2 separate regions of the Homo sapiens genome follow, and region 1 is linked to region 2. A link is a contact called in ENCODE Hi-C or POLR2A ChIA-PET data. All regions are on one chromosome and are shown on one strand. Each heading gives the region's core, a stretch centred on a gene start or an enhancer-like site at or near the end of the contact. The rest is flanking DNA. Distances are from core to core; before and after follow the strand shown.

What was found. A loop is a pair of places that touch in the nucleus more often than their neighbours do. ChIA-PET counts read pairs that join two places held with the same protein, here RNA polymerase II (POLR2A). Pooled maps may share reads with other maps.
Region 1: a pooled map shows a loop between it and region 2 (2.8-fold over the local background). The contact joins the promoter of FCF1 here to the promoter of RPS6KL1 in region 2. A Hi-C loop is called at or near these places in 1 of 50 pooled maps. POLR2A ChIA-PET finds 5 or more read pairs at or near these places in 2 of 52 experiments (OCI-LY7 and PC-9).

The regions. Positions count from the first base shown.
Region 1 is chr14:74,709,040-74,714,659 of GRCh38, forward strand. FCF1 (FCF1 rRNA-processing protein) reads left to right here and starts at 4,105. Exons shown (of 8, transcript NM_015962.5): 1 at 4,105-4,161; 2 at 4,446-4,513. The coding sequence starts at 4,159. It overlaps AREL1 (apoptosis resistant E3 ubiquitin protein ligase 1), which reads right to left and starts at 4,041. Exons shown (of 20, transcript NM_001039479.2): 1 at 3,894-4,041. RefSeq lists an enhancer at 3,939-4,218.
Region 2 is chr14:74,920,579-74,925,763 of GRCh38, forward strand. It overlaps RPS6KL1 (ribosomal protein S6 kinase like 1), which reads right to left and starts at 2,682. Exons shown (of 12, transcript NM_031464.5): 1 at 2,602-2,682; 2 at 1,400-1,907; 3 at 699-983. The coding sequence starts at 963. RefSeq lists enhancers at 1,435-2,206, 2,207-2,977 and silencers at 2,348-2,757, 2,848-2,907.

The DNA of each region.
Region 1 (5,620 bases), core at 2,855-5,354, 210 kb before region 2:
GAACATTAGTGAAGGCTAAGCATTCAGAACCCTTCAAAGAAAAAGAAACCAAAGAAAAATAACTGAAATTTAAACCCAAGTTAGTTAATAGCTAAAGTCATTTAAAAGGTAAAACGGTCAGGCACAGTGGCTCATGCCTCTTCTCCCAGCTACTCAGGAAGCTGAGGTGGGAGGATGGCTTGAGGCCAGGAGTTCAAGATCAGCCTGGGCAACATAGCAAGATCTAATAAATAATAAATAAAAGGTAAAATGATACACTAGAGTCCATTAAGGTCATAAAATCTGATCTATTACATGGTACTAATATGTTGATAGTATTAAATAAATATTACACAACAGTACTCTGACCTGGACCACTTACAGAAAGATGAACAAGAAGAGTAATTCCTCTAAAATATTTCAACTCCCACATCTCTATTCAGCCACCAACCATACTTTACCTATTTACAAGTCTTTCTGTAATACAGGACTGTGGTGAGATTGCCCAGGACAGAATGGGCCCTCAATAAATGCTTTCTGAATGAATGACCAAGCGGCAGTAATCTATCTCTGAGGTATTCTTACAAACCAATTCAATATCAAGACCTCAGAAGCAGAACATGCTGTATGCCATGCTACCACATTTAGGGGCAGGCAAGTTAATTGAAAAATAATTAACAGCGACTAATGTTTGTTGGGAGAAAAAAAGTCCTATCATGTAAGTCAGAAAAATAAATGTAAAAACTATAACTTGAAAATGGACAAAAAAGTGAATCTACTTATAACTTTCTAACATTGAAATACAAGATGTTCTTTAAGGAGTCTTTCATTATCCAGAATAATTTTACAAAGAAATTTGATACCAACTTAAATTAGTAAGTTAGACCAATTAGTGAATGGAATGAAGTCCAAGCCCAATTATGTGTTCAAACTGTGTGTCCAATGCCTTGGGTGATTTTTTCTCTTCAAGACTGCAGAAAAATGCAAAACAACCCTCTTGACTGCTGAGAAGGACTAAAATCATTTCTTTTCCTCACAAGTATGTGCCCAAAAGCAATTACTTTCTGCTCCCATCCATCACAAATCAACACTACCTCCCAGCTTCGCATCCCCCACTTTCCATCCCCATCAAAGAATGCTGTAGAGTATCTGACCACTTTCATTTCACGCTATAAGAACCTCAGATTGCAATAAAATTACAATGCAACAAAAACAAATTTTTCTAAGTATGTTCTTATCCCCCATGGTGTTCCTACACTAATTTAGCTCCCTATTAGGTATTAACAATCAAGGAAATCAGAACACTCTCAATAGAGGTTACAATAGAAATTACAAATGGCCTTTTTTTAAGTTGTTGTTGTTCATGGATTCCAAAATTCAAAGTACACATTACCAGAAGAGCGTTTTTCTGTCAGTGCCTAAATTTAAATGCAAATTACTATTTAATGATATGCAATTTTCCCTCTGAACCTATATATAATACTAATGAGTCAAATGTTTAAGAAGAATAACTGACCATGTTATTTTAGCTTTTAGACAATAAAAAGCTTATTGTCTAATCACCAAGAGATACATCAAAAAACTGGTTGCTATTAGCTCTACACATGAATGGCAGCTTGACAGAGACAAGCTGCTCCAGAAAGATTAGGAACTTCTAGTGACCACAAATGGGGTAAAGCAGAAGGCACATACAGTATCTGTAGCTACCATTTCTACATCAAAAATTCAGTGCCCACAGATATGTAAACTATTAAGCCATCTAAATGAATGTGTGCCTGAAAGAGAAAGGAGAAGCAGAAAAAGTTTACACCCAAATCAACAGAAGAAATCACCCTGCGATTGAGCATCCCAGGACCTGAAAACTTAATGTTTTGAGGTTTATGAACACGTTCAAGTTCCAGTGCAACTATGTTAAAATAAAATTGGGCTGGTGCCAGGCACGGTGGCTCACGCCTGTAATCCCAGCACTTTGGGAGGCCAAGGTGGGCGGATCACCTGAGGTCGGGAGTTCAAGACCAGTCTGACCAACATGGAGAAACCCCGTCTCTACTAAAAATATAAAATCAGCCAGGCGTGTTGGCGCACGCCTGTAATCCCAGCTACTCAGGAGGCTGAGGCAGGAGAATCGCTTAAACCTGGGAGGTGGAGGTTGCAGTGAGCCGAGATTGCGCCATTGCACTCCAGCCTGGGTAACAAGAGCGAAACTAACTCCGTCTCAAAAAAAAAAAAAAAAAATTGGGGCTTGGCACAGTGGCTCACGTCTGTAATCCCAGAACTTTGGGAGGCCGAGGTGGGCAGATCACCTGAGGTCAGGAGTTTGAGACCAGCCTTGCCAACATGGTGAAACCCATCTCTATTAAAAATACAAAAATTAGCAAGGTATGGTGGCACACACATGCCTGCAGTCCCAGCTACTCGGGAGGCTGAGGCAGGAGAATTGCTTGAACCTGGGAGGGGGAGGTTGCTGTGAGCCGAGATTGCGCCACTGCACTCCAACCTGGGCAGCAGAGGGAGGCTCTGTCTCAAAAATAAAATAAAATAAAATAAAATAAAATTGGCATAAAATTCCAACCCTGCCACACATCCTCAAGTTGGAAGACACACAATGGTAACAACAGAAAACACTCTGAGTAGTCTGGTTTACACTCTTCTAGGGACCTCGCATGTTAACTATGAATAAACATAAGTCCTGATAACATCCCAATAAAAGAGTGCTACTATGATTATCTCCATTTTACAGATAAAGAAACTGAGATGCAGATAGATTAACTCACCCAATGTCATGGCGAGTTATAAGGCAGAGCAAGGATTTTAACCCCATCAGTCAGACTCCAAAGTTCGTGTTAAACAATAAACGTGTTTTCATCATAAGGGTTATACAATGGTCACCTTCTTTTTTAAACCTGATAACATATTTTACTTCCAACTCTAGGATAGCATCATGCAATAAGAAAAGTATGACAGAGGTACCCATTCCGTTCCCAGCTTGATCAGTAGCTGGAGAATGGAAGACAAAGTGCAAAAAAAAAAAAAAAAAAAAAAAAAAAAAGAAAAAAAAAGAAAGAAAGAAAGAAAGAAAAAGAAAAAAAGAAATACAAGTACAGACTTTGGAATCACGAGACTCAAACAGACCCCTGAACAAAGTCTGGGGCTCAATTTCCCCATATGTAAAATAAAAGAATTTATGTTATTGAGAAGGTCAAAGAAGGTAATATGAATAAAGTGACAAGTACAGTATACAGGATGGGGGTTTTCATTTAAAGTTTACAGACACCCAGAGGGTCCACGGATGGGCTTCAGAGTCCACCAATCTCATTAAGTGTATTACAAACTGTATGTGTGCCCATTTTTTAAAGAATTGTTCCTGGCTTTCCACAAACTTTCAAGAAATAAGTTATCTCCAAAAAGTTAAGAACCACTGGAATACATAGCAGGTACTCAAAGAAAAAAGCTACCTTTCGCTCCTTGTTCTCACAAATTCTCCCTTTTTACTTAAAGATGACACACCAAGGCTTCACAATAAATGTGCATTGTATCTCACCATTTTCTTGGCTTGGGTAAGTAGTAACATATGCAAGCTTATGCCCCAATTCTCTAGCGATAGTCTAGGCCCTCAAACACTGCTTCATTTCTCTCTTCACCGAGAGGAGTACACGGTATATACTCGAGAACAATCATCCACCTAGCTGCACAAAGCACCATATCGGCTAGGAAAACCAAATAGGAACCACAGCCTCAGGGCTGGACCATAGACACCGGATACCCCAACGCTACAGGGTGAGGAGAATGTGTTCCCCCAAACTACTGGGCAAACCAGGAGTCTGAACCCCCCTACCCTTTTCCTCCCTCTCTCTCTGGAACTCTGGTAAAGGCAGGTCTTCTGGGCTCTGCCTAAGGCTGGAGAGAAACGTTACCCGAGCCGGGGGTTGCAGCGCGACGAAGTTCCACCTCCGCTGTCCTGGGAAGGGGCGGCAGCACTCAGCAGAAGACGGGCTCCCCACTCTCCCACCAACAGACCCCAGAGTTGGTCTCCACCCGGCCTGGGAACCGGCTCGGGGGATTGCCCTTTCCCCAAGGAGTTTCCGCTTCCGGGCTATCCTTTGCCGGAAGCAGTATGTGAATGACGTAGAAGTATTGCGCCGTTGGTGATTACGGAAGAACCAGGAGTTTGGCGTGACCATGGTGAGAGAAGACGGTCCAAGAAGGGACGTTATCAGGCCACTTTTTGGGTGGAGAAGGAGGTAGTCAGACCGTGGCCAAATTTCCTTCACATTATCCTAGCATATTTTCATTCTGGTCTTAGCTCTTAAACTTCTCCAAGCGGTGACTGTTATGCTTTACAGAGTGGGGAAGAGGGTCTGGGTTATTTGAGGCAAGAAGGGAAGGCAATAGACAAGAGAAAAGAAGAGACTTTAAAAGATGCCGTGTGTTTCCAACTTTTTTAATTCTAAAATTTCTGTTTCAAGGGGAAGCAAAAGAAAACAAGGAAGTATGCGACCATGAAGCGAATGCTTAGTCTCAGAGATCAGAGGCTGTGAGTGTCTGGAATCAACTGCCCAGGGATATTCTAATAAGAGTCTAGAGAGGATAAGTAGTAAAAATGTTTGTTGTTATTATTTTGTTTTTTGCTTATTATCGTGTCTTAGATTTATATAGCATGAGATAGCCAGTGTTTAACAGTAATTTAGCTGCTGAGCGATCACACTGGGAAAGGCGATGGGAATTAAACATTTCTTAAGTGTTCACTTTTTCTACCGTTATATGCTTTGTCTGCCATATCGCATTTAAACCTCATGTCAGTTCGGTGAAGTCCGTATAGTTCTCTTTATGTTTTTACCATTACACTACTACATTCCCCTGGGGTGGGGCGAGGGGAGTGTTTCTTGTTGAAAGATGGCAAGGTTAGAGACCTTGTTTGTCTGGCGTTTCCAGTGCCTGGTACTCAAATATTTTTGTCAGAGAAAATGGGAAAACTCCAAGATATCTCCATTTTATAAGTCTTACTAATATAAGAATCCAAATCACTGTGGAAGAAGAAAGTGAAGTGAAATTCCCTAGTATGAAGAGGATCAAAGCGGTGTCCCTGCTTAAGTGTAGAATAAGCATAGCTATTAAATAAAGACTGATCTTCACTGAGTTTAAGAGTCTCAGAAAGCCGGGCGCAGTGGCTCACGCCTGTAATCCCAGCACTTTGGGAGGCTGAGGCGGGTGGATCACCTGAGGTGAGGAGTTCAAAACCAGCCTGGCCAACACGGTGAAACCCTGTCTCCACTAAAAATACAAAAAAGAGTCTCAGAATAAGAGAATAGTCGTTAAAACCTTCAGAATTATTATTCTCAGCCTTTAGTGTGGATGTATTGTGTAATTTTTAGGAATGACACTCCATTAATAATAATTTCTTTCTAGTTAAGGGTTAAGTTCTGTATATGCGTTTTTACATTTTAGCCCTTTATAAGAAGCATATGGGGTAATACTTTTCCCCCAAAAGTTAAAGCATCTGAATCTTCAGAAGATAACTGTCACCCTTTTACCCATTGCTTGGAAGTGGATTGTGATCCTTGATGTGAGAGATTCTGACTAAAAAATAAATATAGTATAATCAGCTTTTATTTACTCATTAACAATTCTTATGCATTATTGG
Region 2 (5,185 bases), core at 1,432-3,931:
CGCCTCTAGGCCTTGAATGTTCTTTCTGGAACTCTAGCCAGTTCTTCAGCTGGATAACGCACCTACCATTCTCCAGTGCTCAGATTAGAGATCTAACATCTAGAAAATGCTCTAGGCCGGCCCAGTCTGACCTCAGTTTCCCTCTTTCCTCTCTTCACTTCCCCACTAATCCTCTTCCTACCTGAGACTATAATGGTCCAAATCAACTCATCAGTCTCCCCCCACTAGAATGCAAACTCCCAGAGGGCAGGAGCCCAGCCCAGCTCCAGGAACAGTCAGGTGTAGTGGGCCAAGTACACAGCCTGTGAAGTGAAACCCCAATTGTGCCATTTGATAGCTGTGGAGCCTTGAGCAAGCTACTGAACTGCCCCATGCCTCAGCTTCCTCATCTGGAACATGAGAATGTAAAAAATGGTTCCTGTGTGCTTGGAACAACATACAACAACATATATAGTAATTTCTATTACTGTGACACTCAAATGAATGAATCTACATGAAGCCCTTAGAATAGTACCTGGCATGTAGAAACTGCTTAATAAGTGCCAGCTATCATTGTCTTTTATGGAGGCCCTGCAGGCCAGCATAGTGCCGTGCTCACTCAGTACAAATGGACAGGGGACAAGACAGATGGGTGACAGGAAGAGCCCTGCACTGGCCCTTCCCCACCCACCCCAGCCCTGCCCAGCCCCGGTCCTCACCGTGTATGCCACGGAGCAGCACGTCCACGCCATTCTGATAGTGGTTGAAGGCCGCCTCATAGTCCTCACTAACATCGCGCTCCAGGGCCAGCCGGATCTGCGTGGCCGCATCCACCAGATAGTCACGTTTTGTCATGTCAGGCACTCCCAGAGCCACCCTGTTGCGAATCTGCTCCAGGTACACGTGAGCTTGGGACCGTGCTCGTGAGCAAGGCTCAGGCTCCAGGCCGGGGCTGGGCAGGCACTCACAGGCCACCAGGCTCATGGCTGCCCTGCAGCTGGGACCTGGAATGGGCAAATGCATTAGGGAGGACCTAGCTGGTAGCAACACCCCTATCCGCACCCCAGTTTCCTCCACTGAATGTCAGGGAGACTCATATTCACCTCCAAAGACTGAAGGGGTCAGAGCTAAAGTGGGTAAGGTCTTTTCATGGATCCAGGTCCTTCCTAAGTGGTGGTAATGATAGAATCATAACCAGCTCAGGATTCTGTTTTCTTTTCTTTTTTTTTTTTTTTTTTGAGTCAGAGTCTCGCTATGTCACCCAGGCTGGATTGCAGTGGTGCGATCTCGGCTCACTGCAACCTCCACTTCCCAGGTTCAAGCAATTCTCCTGCCTCAGCATCCCAAGTAGCTGGGATTACAGGCACTTGCCTACCACACCTGGCTATGTTTTGTATTTGTAGTAGAGACGGGGTTTTACCATGTTGGCCAGGCTGGTCTTGAACTCCTGACCTCAAGTGATCCGTCTGCCTCGGCCTCCCACAGTGCTGGGATTATAGACGTGAGCCACCGCGCAGGCCTGGGGCTCTGTTTTCCTTTCCAGTCAAATTCAGTTCAGCAAACATTTCTGGAGCATCTGGTACTGTGTTGAGCTCTGGAGAGAGCTGAGGATATCTGTGATCCACAGCCACCTTCACAGGGCCTCCGTAGAGCAAGCTTGGTATCCAGTACGCATTCAGCACATGGAGGCCACACACGCTGGGCTCAAATGCTGTTCCTCATGCTGTTCCCTCCACCCTGCCTGTTGTCTCCTCCCTGCTCCTCCTGTGGGAATCTCATTTACCCTTTGGGGTTTAGCACTTCTCCGTGGACCGGATGGATTGCCCCTGCTGTGTTTTGTTCCCTTGGTCCTGAGGTCAGTGTGGTCAGCGAGTGAGGACCCCTCCTGGAGCCAGCAGAGAGCAGAGCACAGAGCTGGGCTGTAAGAACTGTTGGCAGACGGAATGACTGAGTGGCAGACTCGGTGCCACGTTGGATGGGGGGTAGAAGAGGGCAGGGTGACCCAGCCCCAGGGAGGGTCGCTCTGTCCTCCTGGCTTTACTTTTGAGAAGGTCATGTGGCCTCCAAGGACCTGACAGCAGCTTCTTCCTGAGCAATGTGTGACCCAGGCGGCCAAAGGGATGACAGCCGTGGCTGCGGGAAGGGAAGGGGCTCAGAGAGAGGCCCACAAAGCTACCCCGCCTTTGCTCTCCCAGGTCCCACTGGGAATGGGCAGGACCCGGAACTTCCAACCCCAGGTCATTTGGAGAGAAAGAGGAGAGAGCAGGATGGGCGGTGGGGCGGGGAGGGAGACCCACAGCCTCAGCCGGCGGGGAGCTGAATCCCGGCCAGGATGCGGCCAGGAGGCAGAGGGAGGCCGCACCATCCCTGCTCGGCCAAGCCCAGGGGAACTTGAGGCTCTGAGGCCTTGCTCTGGGGGGTGCCCGGGTAGGACTGGCTTCAGGGTCCACCCCGCCGGGCAGGGTCCTGCCGGGCAGAGCCGCCGGCCCCGCCTGGACACAGAAAGCGGCGCGTGCAACCCACGGGGCCCCAGCCGCAAGGTGCACGGTCCCAGGGTGGAGGGACGGCCGAGGGGGCCCCTCGCCTGGGAGGGTGGAGAAGGGACCGGACAAAACACCGTACCTGCCCGAGCTGGGAGCCGGGTCCGCGGGCCAGGCCTCCCCCTCACGTACCGGCCCTTCACGCCAGAGCGCGCCGCGGGCCGCTGCTTTCCGGCATCCAGCGTGCGGGGCCAGCCGGTGCAGCGCGGCCATTGGCTGCGGATGAGCTCATACTTGAGCCTTAGAATAAACCACCAATCACCGCCCGGCTCGGCTCCTGCCGGCCTTAAAGCCGCAAGGTCTGCACGGCTGGGCTGTGAGGGGCGGGGGGCGGTTTAGAGAGGGGAGGGTGGGATGGGATGTGGGGTGGGTGGGGAGAGCAGGTCTAGAATCATCCAGGGATGCGGAAGGGGCTGCTTCAGAAATCTAGACGTGCCACTTCTAGGACTTTTCTCATTCATTGCTTCATTCATTTATTCAACGATTCAATGCTATGTATTGAGAGTCTCCCATGCATGAGGAGCTGGATGTTGAGATACAGCCGTGAACTAGACAGCGCTGTTTACATCCGCATGGGGCTTACAGTCTAGTGAGGGCTACCGAGAGTAAAGAACCCAGCAATAGAAGGCTTTTGATATCAGAACCGAGCTTAAAATTCAAGACATAGGCCGGGTGCGGTGGCTCATGCCTGTAATCTCTGCATTATGGAAGGCTGAGGCGGGAGGATCATTTGAACCTAGGAGTTCAAGACCAGCCTGGGCAACATAGGTAGACCCAATCTCTATAAAAATTACAAAATTTAGCTGGGCATGGTGGCGTGTGCCTGTGGTCCCAGTTACTCAGGAGGCTGAGGTGGGAGGATGGAGTGAGCTCGGGAGGTTGAGGCTGCAGCGAGCCGAGATCGTGTCACTGCACTCCAGCCTGGGTGATGGGGCAACAGATCACAGGCAACCCTGTGACACAGATCTCACCTGCAGGTTCAGTGCTGACTGGCTTCACACTGTCCCCCGGCTGCACTTGCTCTACCTTAGACACCCTTTCATACTTTCTCCCTCTGACTCCCACCCGTCCCCCTATCCTCACTCTCAGCCAGCACTGTTGCTTCATCCTTCCCTTGACAGCAGTGGCGCACAGACTCCCACAGGCTTGCTCTTGGCCCGCGGGCGGGGCTGTGCCCACACTCTGCTTCCAACCTTTTTCCACAGGTGACTGTCTGTGCCCCATCGAAGGCCACCCTTCCAGGTGGGCATCAGTCCCGTGCCATCACCTACTCAGCGACACCACTCCAGCGATTCTCCCGTCTCTCCCACTAGATAATTCCCACCTGATACAAACATAATGCTTGTTTCTCCCCTCTTAAAAGCAAAACAAGAAAACAAACCAAAATACACTCTAGGCCTCACTTCTTTACCTACCACCCTAGGTTTGCAGTACGGCTAATTTCCTTTTTTTTTTTTTTTTTTTTTTTTTTTTTAGTAGAGATGGGGTTTCACCATATTGCCCAGGCTGGTCTCAAACTCTGGAGCTCAGGTGATCCACCCACCTTAGCCTCCCAAAGTGTTGAGATTACAAACGTGAGCCATGACATCTGGCCCAAAAGTAAACTTTTAAAACACATCCTATAGAATGGGAGAAAATACTTGGAAATCATATATCTGATAAGGGTCTAGTATCTAGAATATATAAAGGACTCTTAAATTCAACAATAAAAAGACATCCCATTTAAAAATGGGCAAGTAATTTGAATAGACATTTCTCCAAAGAAGATATGCAAATGCATGCCATAAGTACATGAGAAGATGCTCTACATCATTAGTCATTAGAGAAATACAAATTAAAATCACAAGGAGACACCACTTCTCACCCACTGGGATGACCACAACGAAAAAGACAATAATAAGTGTTGACAAGGATCTGGAGAAATTTGCATATTGCTGATGAGAATGTAAAAGGAACAGCTGCTTTGGAAAACAATTTGCCAGTTCCTCAAAAAGTTAAAATAGATTTACCATATAACGCAGCAATCTACTTCTAGGTGTATACTTAAGAGTATTGAACACATATGTTCACATAAAAACTTGCACATGAATGTTGATAGCAGCATTATTCATAATAGCCAAAAAGTGGCAACACCCAAGGTCCATCACCTGATGCATGCATAAAATGTGATGTATCCGTATAATGGAATATTATTCAGCCATAAAAAAGAGTGGAGTGCTGATACATGCTACAACATAGATGAACCTTGAAAACAGTATACTAAGTGAAAGAAGCCAGTCACAAAAGGACACATATTGTATACTTCCATTTATAGGAAGTTTCCAGAGACAGAAAGTTCATGTCAGGGAGGGGACAGTGTGTATGGGGTTTCTTTTTGGGGTCATCAAATGTTCTAGAATTAGACAGTGGTAAGAGTTGTACAACCTAGTGAATAATACTAAGGACCACTAAATTATATATTTTAAAAAGGTAAATTTTGGCCGGGCACGGTGGCTCACGCCTGTAATCCCAGCACTTTGGGAGGTTGACACGGGTGGATCACCTGAAATCTTGGGAGCTGGAGACCAGCCTGACCAACATGGAGAAATCCCATCTCTACCAAAAATACAAAAAAATTAGCTGGGTATGGTGGTGCATGCCTATAATCCCAGCTACTCAGGAGGCTG